2 separate regions of the Homo sapiens genome follow, and region 2 is linked to region 1. Evidence: read pairs that join two places in POLR2A ChIA-PET (ENCODE). Cell type or tissue: PC-9. All regions are shown on one strand. Region 1 has its middle 6.1 kb from the start of MAP6-AS1. Region 2 overlaps UVRAG (UV radiation resistance associated).

What was found. ChIA-PET counts read pairs that join two places held together with the same protein. Peaks named below come from ENCODE experiments on the same cell type or tissue, not always from the same donor. Only the 100,000 strongest peaks of a DNase experiment are listed, where the experiment ranks them.
Region 2: POLR2A ChIA-PET joins it to region 1 with 5 read pairs; 2 of 35 experiments call an interaction of 5 or more read pairs at or near these places.

The regions. Positions count from the first base shown.
Region 1 is chr11:75,574,615-75,579,614 of GRCh38, reverse strand. No RefSeq gene overlaps it. Among named protein-coding and RNA genes, the nearest start is that of MAP6-AS1, 6.1 kb to the left of the region's middle. RefSeq lists a silencer at 1,317-1,485 and an enhancer at 2,608-3,108. In PC-9, CTCF peaks have their summits at 1,879 and 2,078; a DNase peak (open chromatin) is centred at 2,934.
Region 2 is chr11:75,854,984-75,859,983 of GRCh38, reverse strand. All of the region lies in intron 2 of UVRAG (UV radiation resistance associated), which reads right to left. Among named protein-coding and RNA genes, the nearest start is that of UVRAG, 42 kb to the right of the region's middle. In PC-9, no CTCF peak of the experiment used is centred here; a DNase peak (open chromatin) is centred at 2,883.

The sequences.
Region 1 (5,000 bases):
GCACAGACCAAATAGATGAGTTAAATGAAATGTGACAGAAACCACCTTTGCATCTTTCAAGTCTTTGATGGTGGCACAAGTTCCTGTTACTCCCCAGAATTTATTATTGGTGTATTATTTTGGTAAGAAGGAGGAGATTGAGGGGTTTCCACTTGATCATTTTGCCATAATTACGCTTATTCCACAGGTCTGGAGGCTCATGTATGAATTCTACCTGTAATTCCAATTATATATCATGAAAGTAAAAAAAAAATAATAATAATTGCAGAATGGGTTCAGGGTCCCACTGCACTTGGGTCAAAACTCCAATTATTACCTGACCAACCTGAGCCTCTACACAGCAGCTTTCTGGGTCCTCAGGAATTAACATTAAATAGACTTAACATCCACTAATCCCTGAAAAATTTGAGTATTTTCTTTCCACAGAGCACAGTTTTCTGGCAAATGGCCCAGGACCGTTTGCAGAAGGCTGAAGGAATGATTTACAGTATGTATCTCTGGTGCTATTCAAGGGGCTTTTCTGAAGGGTACTGGCCTCTCTTTCATTCTAGGGACTTTGGGTGAGAGGTTGAGATCTTGTTCTTAGTGGCTCAAGTCAAGCTTCCACTTGCCAGCTCTAGAGGGTTTGTGTTTGTTTGTTGGTTGTTTTGATTTCCTGTTTCTGTTATAGAGATTAAGGAGGGCCAGGTGCGGTGGCTCACACCTGTAATCCCAGCACTTTGGGAGGCCAAGGTGGGTGGATCACCTGAGGTCAGGAGTTCAAGACCAGCCTGGCCAACATGGTGAAATCCTGTCTCTACTAATAATACAAAAATTTGCTGGGTGTAGTGGTGCATGCCTGTAATCCCAGCTACTAGGGAGGCTGAGGCAGCAGAATCACTTGAACCCAGGAGGTGGAGGTTGCAGCGATCCGAGATCGCATCACTGCACTCCCATCTAAAAAAAAAAAGAGAAAGAGAGATTAAGGAGGACCTTAAGAGCTGCCCATCTGTTTGGTCTCCTTGGTCTTATTTGGTCCTTGATTGATCAGCCTTTGCTGAAGACATCTATGGTCAGAACATGCTTATTGCCACCTGAGGTCTGATGTCCTGGGTGGTCGAGTGCTGCTCGCCCTCTGCTCCCCTGGGGTCCTATCATTTCCACTGAAATCATGGAGTCCATTTTCATGGCAGCATCTCCCACCAGTATGCCGAGCCCACAGAGAGCAAGTGCTGCAACATGCTTCAGAGATGCTTCCCTCACTCATGTGTTTCTGGGTGCCTTGGTGAAGGGGGTCTTTCTGTACAAGAGGAAGTTAGGCATGTGGAGCTTAGCCAAGGAGAGGGAGTGGGCCACACAGGGAACAGTCACCTCAACATTCCTCCCTCCCTTGGTCTTTGGATTGCATCTTCTATATTAAAACGAGGAACTTCTGGCATCTCAATTTCAATGAGCACAGGCCTTGATTGAATCCAGGAGTCAGTCAACCAGTTAAGCAAACAAAACCACTCCTAGCTGCTCACACTGGCACATTGAATCTAGAATCTCAGCTAAATGTACCTATATTAATAAATTCAGCCCGGTGAAAGTCATATTCCTCCGTCCCTGGATTAGCACCCACAGAAAACATTCTGATATACGCTATCCAGATTTTTGCTGATATAAGTTAGCAAAATCTTGCAATTCTTTTGATGTGTGTGCTGCCTCCTCCCAGACTTGACTCAGGAATTAGGCAGGCAAGGATCTATCCATGATGGGGCTGGAGACAACGTGAGTGGGGCATGAAGAGAACTGGCCTCTCCTCAGGTGACAGATGCCCACCATATTATGCTCCAGAAGAGGAGTCTAGTTTTCACGCTTTGAATCTGGGTTGGCCTGATGACTAGCTTTAACCAGGAGAATGTATTATAAGTGACATAATGCAAGTTGCAGAGCCCAGGCCTCAGATGCTTAGCTCCTGCCTCCATTCTCCCGGAATCCTGAGGTCACCGTGCCATGAAGAAACTGGGAAGGAGGATGCTGTAGACAGAGAGGCCCAGCATCAGCCATTCCAACTATCCCAGCTGAGCCCAGCATCCAGTGATTGCAGTCATCTGAGCAAACCCAATTAAGTCACTACATGTGGAGTGGCCTGTTACTCAGCAATAAATAACTAAAACGCTGCAGGATAACTTCCAGGCAAGGTCATTGCAAGATCTTCGGGCAAGGCAGCAGGAGCCTCCGCAGGTAGAGGAGCAAGGACTGCTTCTGCCACTAGGAGGCGCGGTGGAGTAGATGTTGTTGGGGCGGGGGCGGGGGCGGGGGCGGGGGGGGGCCTCTAAATTGTCCATATCTTCCCATATGACACTGTCTCATTCTCATCGAGGTCAGTGCCCTAAGTTTCACCTGAGACAGAGCAGTCCTATGAATTCAACTGATAAATTGACTACGTAATTTGGCAACGGCAGCCTCAAATTCATGTCTTAAGAAATCAGAAGGCTGGGTGCGGTGGCTCACACCTGTAATCCCAGCACTTTGAGAGGCCCAGGCGGGTGAATCACGAGGTCAAGAGATTGAGACCATCCTGGCCAATATAGTGAAACGCCCTCTCTACTAAAAATACAAAAATTAGCTGGGTGTGGTGGTGCGTGCCTGTAGTCCCAGCTACTTGGGAAGCTGAGGCAGGAGAATCTCTTGAACCTGGGAGGCGGAGGTCGTAGTGAGCCGAGATTATGCCACTACACTCTAGCCTGGCAACAGAGTGAGTCTCAAAAAAAAAAAAAGGAAGTCAGAAAATGTGGCTCAGTGCACTCTCCTCTGCCTGGAGTTTCCCCTGCTGAGCTTGGGACCTCTGCTTACACCAAGAATGGGTAAATGGAGAAATGACATGGAAAAAAAGAAAGGAAAAGAGCTGTCCACTTCTCAGCGTGGGTCTTTTCAATACAAAGCCACTTCCTCATTCTTGCTGGAGCAGCCAGGCGGGTCAGTGTGAACTGGGTGCGCCCCGAGGGATGGGGCACTGGAGACGACCACGTGGTGGGGCTGAGCAGACTGAGAAAAGTCACACTTGAGAAAACGGAAGACGGCAGCAAGATGCATGAAGGATGGTGTGTCTCCAGGGCACCTGAAGGGATGCTGCTGTGCATGCTGTCATGCTTCTGTCTAGGGGCCTGGAAGGTTCCCTGGGGGTTATAGTATCCTTTGAAATAGGCCTCTAAGGATGAGGGGGCTCAACAGGCAGAGATGGGAGGGGCCTGGGACCAGGCAGAGGAGACAGCATGGGCAAATGGGAAGGGGAGATGGTGAGAACTGAGAGGGGCTGTAGAGTTAGCGGGAGTGGCGGGACAGAGGATTGGGAAATTCAGAGGGATTGAGTGGCGAGGGCCATCTGTCCTGCCTCTAATAATGCTCACTGACCCTCTGAGTGCCTTATCCAGGGGGTTCCCATCATGTAGCAGTTCAATCCTCCATCTCCCACTTCAGCCCTCCTCACCACCCCCCTCCCTGTGTTCCACGATCACCCTGCCCATCGCAACTGCTGCACCTCTGTTCCAGCTGTTCTTCACATCTGGAATGCTTCTTTCCTTCTTGTCGTCCAGCTCCAGCCCCTTCTTCCAGGAGTCTCCCCTGACACTTCAGCCCAGCCTGAACCCAAGGCACTGTGGCATAATGGAAGGGGTCAGGCTTTTTACAGTTGCAGAGAGGTAGGCTCAAATCCCAGCTCTGCTGTATGATTTTGAATCACTACCTTCTCTTATTAGTAACTACTAATAATGTTTATTGGCTATGTATTTGCCAAGTACCATGGATTACCTCATTTAACTTTCACCACAACCTTATGAGGTAAGTACTGTTATCATTTCCACCTTACTACTGAGGAAACTGAAGCTCAGAGAAGGTAAGTAACTGACCCATGGTCACACTGCTAGGAAGTGGCAGAGCTGGGACGCCCGTCAGGTCTGTCAGGCTCCAACGCCTCTGCTGCTAAACACCACAGCTCCCACTAGACTGCTTCCTTAGAAGGTGCATTTATTAGGCGCCTCCTGTGTGCCGGGCATTGTGTTAAGTGCGGGGATGCAGCAGGACACAGGCAGACAAGGGCATGCTGTCGCAGAGGTCACAGCTGGAGTGTCAGGACAACAAGCCCCGTGCTGCAGGGACTGGGGAAAAGATGGGTGACCGCCCCCTGCAAACTGTGGAGCATGGAGCTCACACACGTCAGTAACTTCTCCTTCCTCTACAGCCAGGAAACCTGGGTTCCCATGTGAGCCAAGCTCTGTCACTGTCCTGCTGGGTGGCCTTGAGCTGGTCACTTCCCCTCTCTGAGCCCCAGTTTTCTTGTCCATAACATGGAGCAGTAATAGCTACTCTGGAGGGAAGTCTGAAAAGTAAATGAAATCATACATGGCAGTGCCAGGCACACAGTAGGCACTCAGGAGAAGGCTAATCCGCATCCACATCTGGGACCCGCACAATCCAACAGGCTTATTATCTCCCAAGACTTTAACAAGCACCAGGGTGAGAATAACAGGGTAATCCCTCCAATGGCCTCCAGGCAGCAGGAAAGCTCCACACAGGGCAGTGATGGGGCACTGGGGGGCAGCAACACTGGCTGGACCAACCTCTAGACCCCACCCCACCCCTAACTCACCCACCTCTGCCACCTGCACTGCCACTCACACACCAGCAACTCCAGTCCTCACGGACGGGTGTTTGAGATGCAACAGCACAGACCTCTTACCACCCTCCCCACCTGAGTCAGGATGGAGGAGCGTGGCCTCAAGACCCCCTTTGGGTCCTCTCGGTGGCCCCACACCCGGGCCTGGCTTATTTTACTGCCCATTCCCACTTGGTGGGGGAGCTGTCACAGGCTGAACTTCAGGGCCAGGAGGCCTGGGTTCCAGCCCAGTCTCTGCCTTCTCTGAGCTACACCTTGTAAAGTTAGGATGACTTCCCACCTAACGGGGCTATTGCAAGGATTAAGAGAGATGGATACAGATCGTATGCAAGTTAACATGCCTTCATTACTAGAATCTGTGCTC
Region 2 (5,000 bases), 280 kb before region 1:
AGAGCAAAACTCCATCTCAAAATAAATAAATAAATAAAACTTTGTTACCTGGCTGAATAAATCAAACAAAACAATTCGCCTTCTCCAGCAGACCCTCAAAATGAACATGCCAATGTAAATGAAGAGAGTTTAACAAAGGAGCCATACAATTTGGAAAGAAATTGCTGAGTATGAGGTTATTTCTAATATGACAAACATGAACCTACACTGTGTAGCATTCTATTGCATCTAAAATATTATCAATAAAATTTATAGCACAATATAAAAAAATGAGTGAATGTAGAGTTAAAAAAAAATAGTTCCAGTCCTCAATCTACCTCAATCTTTGTGACCCTGGATAGGTCAATTAACCTTTATGGCCCACAATTTCTTCATCTTTCAAAGGAGAATGACACCTGGAATATAATAGGGTTGTTACGAGGCTGAAATAAAATAATGTATTTAAAATATTTTATAATTTTTATTGTTATTGTTTAAGTTTTATTGCTTAAAACAAAACCTAAAATTATTTAAAACAAAATTAATAAAATTTTATTAATAAAATTGTTTAGTTTTTTTCCATTCAATGTGAGTAAAATCATACAAGGAAATTTTCTTTTTTTTTTTTTGAGACAGGGTCTCACTCTGTCACCCAGGCTGGAGTGCAGTGGCGTGATCTCGGCTCACCGCAACCTCCGCCTCCCGGGTTCAAGTGATTCTCCAGCCCCAACCTCCTGAGTAGCTGGGATTGCAGGTGCACACCACCACCGCCCGGCTAATTTTTGTATTTTTAGTAGAGAAGAGGTTTCGCCATGTTGGCCAGGCTCGTCTTGAACTCCTGACCTCAAATGATCCACACGCCTCGGCCTCCCAAAGTGCTGGGATTACAGGCGTGAGCCACCACACCCAGCCTAAATTTTCAAAAAGATATCATTCAAGACCTACTTCTACATGAAAAAGACCATTAAATATAAATATTTCTCTATGTAGCCATGCTAAGACGGAAAGAAACAAAGCAATCACAGATTGCAGAGTATGTTTCAAGTGGCATATTTTGGCTGTTCTGCAGCATTCCATTCATTCAACAAATGCTTAAGTGCCTCATCCTAATACTCATAGATATGGTGTATCTATTCAAAGCAAAACTATCTCCTACTATGAATGTGGACTCATAATAGGAGAAATACAAACTTAAGCTATACTGCAAAATTATTTTTCACCTAACAGGGTGGCAAAAATTCAAAAGTTTGCATAGGCTTGGTGGTTGAAGCTGTGGGGAGAAAAGCACTCACACATAAAACAACTCCCACGGAGGGCAATTTCGCAATATCTACCAAAACTTCAAGTACACATTCTCTTTGTCCTAGTAATTCCACTTTATGAAATTTACCCTATCAATATACTGTCACTCATACAAAACAATGTATTATAAAGTTATTCAATGCAATACTGTGTGTATAGCAAAAGACTGGAACAACCTAAGTGTCCACCAATAGGAGCCAGTAAATAAATTATGGTGTATCTATTCAATGCAAAACTATGCAGAAAAAAACAAAATACAGGGATGCTGTCTATGAACCAATATGGAGAAAACCCTAAGACAGTAAGTGAAAAATGCAAGGTACAGAAACATAAATAGTATGGTACACTTTGTGTAAAAAAGAGGAGAGAAAGGAATAAGAATATTTGTATTTGTACTTGTATTTGCATAAAGAATCTCAGGAAAGACAAACAAGAAATGAGTAACAGTGGTTATCAGGGTGGGGTAGAAAACTAGGGTGACAGAAGGCTGGTGAAAGGGAGGCCTTAATATGAACCTTTGTATCTTTATATATATATACACATATATATTTTTTTTTACCTATTAAAAAATTAAATTAAAAAGACAAAAATATTTGAAGGCCTAGTATGTGTCAAGCATGGTTCTGCAGTTCTGCATATTGGGGACAGAGCAATAAGCAAAAGTGACCTGAAAATCTCTGCCTTCATAGAGTTTACATTCTAGTGGGAAGAGACATACAATAATCAAATAATTAAACATATAGTATGTCAAGTGATCTTAAGTACCACAGAGAAAAATAAAGCACAGAAGACAGAGGAGAATAATCACAATTTATAAAAGGGTTAGTCAGTGATCAAGGAGACTTTCTCTGAGAAACATGTGGAATAAAGACCTGCAATTCAGAAGGAGCAGAATTGAAAGGAAAAAAAAAAAAAGGCTGAGTACAGTGGCTCAGGCCTGTAATCCCAGCACTTAGGGAAGCCAAGACGGGTGGATCACGAGGTCAAGAGATCAAGACCATACTGGCCAACATGGTGAATCCCCATCTCTACTAAAACTACAAAAATTAGCTGGGCGTGGTGGCATACACCTGTAGTCCTAGCTATTCGGGAGGCTAAGGCAGACGAATCGTTTGAACCTGGGAGGTAGAGGCTGCAGTGAGCTGAGACTGCACCACTGCACTCCAGCCTGGGCAACAGAGCGAGACTCCATCTCAAAAAAAAAAGGGGGGGGGAAAAAGAAAGATCTGCAAGAAGGTGGAAGCACTAGTCACGTGAATAAGTGAAGGAAAAGTATCCAAGTCAAATGGCAAATGCAGAGGTCTTTAAGTTAGTTAAAACCAATGCATTCAAGCAACAGCTACAATTTCAGCTAGCTGGAACACAGACAGCTGGAAGAGTAGCAGAAAATGAGTTCAGAGAGGTAACCAAGAACCAGATCATGAAAGGCCTTCTAGGAAACCATAAGGATTTTAGCCTTTTCTGTGAATGAGATGGGAAGCCATGGGAGGGTTTTGAGGAGAGAAATAAAGGGATGTGACTTTCATTTTAACAGGATCTCAGTTGAGAACAGACTGACGGAGTTGCATGAGCAGACAAACCTGTTAAACGTCTACTTCAACAATGTAGTTAAAAGATGACTGTGGTTTGAAGATAGCAAGAAGTGATTAGGTTATGGATATATTTTGATAGTAAGAGCCAAAAGTATACGCTGAAAGACTGGATGTGAAATGTAAGAGAAAGAAGACAATCCAGGATAACTCCAAGTTTTTGGCCAAGGAAATGGAGTTGCCATTTTCTGATATAAGGAAGAATACAGGAGATGGATCACAGCTGGAACATCAGAAGCTCAGTTTTGAACATATCAAGTTTAAGTTACCTACTAGACCCCAAATGGAGCTGTAGAGTAGGCAACTGGATTACAGGGGTATGAGTTCAGAGGAAAGGTCAACAGGTGACATTTAAAACTTGAAGACTTGACCCAGGCTTGGTGGCTTCTGCCTATAATCCCAGCACTTTGGGAACCAAGGCAGGTGGATTGCTTGAACCCAGAAGTTTGGGACCAGCCTAGACAACATGGCAAAACTCGGCTCTACAAACAACAACAAAAAATTAGCCAGGCATGGTGGTGTGTGCCTATAGTCCCAGCTACTCGGGAGGCTGAGGCGGGAGAATCACCTGAGCCCAAAAGGTTGAGGCTATAGTGAGCTGTGATTCTGCACTCCAGCCTGGTTGACAGAGTCAGACTCTGTCTCATAAAAAATAAATAAAAATAAATAAAACTATGAGACTTGGGTAAGATCACCAAATTAAGTAATATAGAGTTCATCTTCTGATGTATTCAAGACAGTCGGTATTCCAGGAGAGGGCAGGCATTTACATTTCATGGGTAAGAAAATAACTATGAAAAACAAACTTAAGGGCCGGGCACGGTGGCTCACGCCTGTAATCTCAGCACTTTTGGAGGCCGAGGCAGGCGGATCACGAGGTCAGGAGATCGAGACTATCCTGGCTAACACGGTGAAACAAACACAGTGAAACCCCGTCTCTACTAAAAATACAAAAAATTAGCTGGGCGTGGTGGCGGATGCCTGTAGTCCCAGCTACTCGGGAGGGTGAGGCAGGAGAATGGTCTGAACCCAGGAGGCGGAGCTTGCAGTGAGCTGGAATCGCGCCACTGCACTCCAGCCTGGGCGACAGAGTGAGACTCCGTCTCAAAAAAATAAAAAATAAAAAATAAAAATTTCCAATTTTAACAAGAACCAAGTTTAGAATCTATCCATCCATTAACACAAGGCTTTGTTCTCTGGGGATATAATAACTAGTATTTGATTGGAAATAAGTAAACAATCTCCTAAAAGCACTACAAGAATGTCAAAAGTCAAAAAATTTCACACATCTCTTCTTAAATTTTACACATATCTTCTTTGGATCTGCTGTAAATTTAGCTGAAATAAAAGAAAAACTTAGAAACCAGCATTTCGGATATTCTTCCAATAAAAAACTGTCTTCTGACACTAAGAAATGTTACCACTAAACAGGTGGTATGGGTGGTTCATCAAGAAGAGTCAATTGGTCTCTTATGATGGTTGTTCTATACCAAGGACCAAACAATGATCATCAAATATTCACGTTTGTCATAATAGGTCCGACCAACAAGATACGACAGCACTAACTAGAATTACTAAAGAAAGGGCTTCCCAGCTCCTCCTATGGTAGTTAAAAGTTTGTAAAGCCCAACAAAGTTCATGAATAGGCTTCACTCAACCATGACATTTTGGAATGGGAGGAATGCTCAGAAATCACCAATCCCTTCATTTTAATGATAAATTAACTGAAGCCCGCAAGAGGGAGTAAATGCCCTCAAGAGGCTTGACAGCTAGTGCCAGATTCAACAGCAACACCAGACCCCGGACTTCCCCGTGCTCTGTCACCAGCTATTCCCTAACTGTGTTGAGGATTGGATTGAGATATCTCATTGAGATAACTTCAAAAAACAGTCAATGACAACTCCTAAATTCAAGATATAATCTGAGCTGGAAGAGAGAAAAAACAAAAACAAAAAAGGCACTTTGCTTTCATCATATCTCTAGACAAGTTTTTTAACATGATCTTCAACCAGCCCCATGACTATTCTTTTTAGAAAATACTATTATGATTATTATAATTCTAATAATAATTGCTATCATTTTCCAAATTCCCAAAATGCGCTAAGTACTGGTGTTAATTACTATTATCAG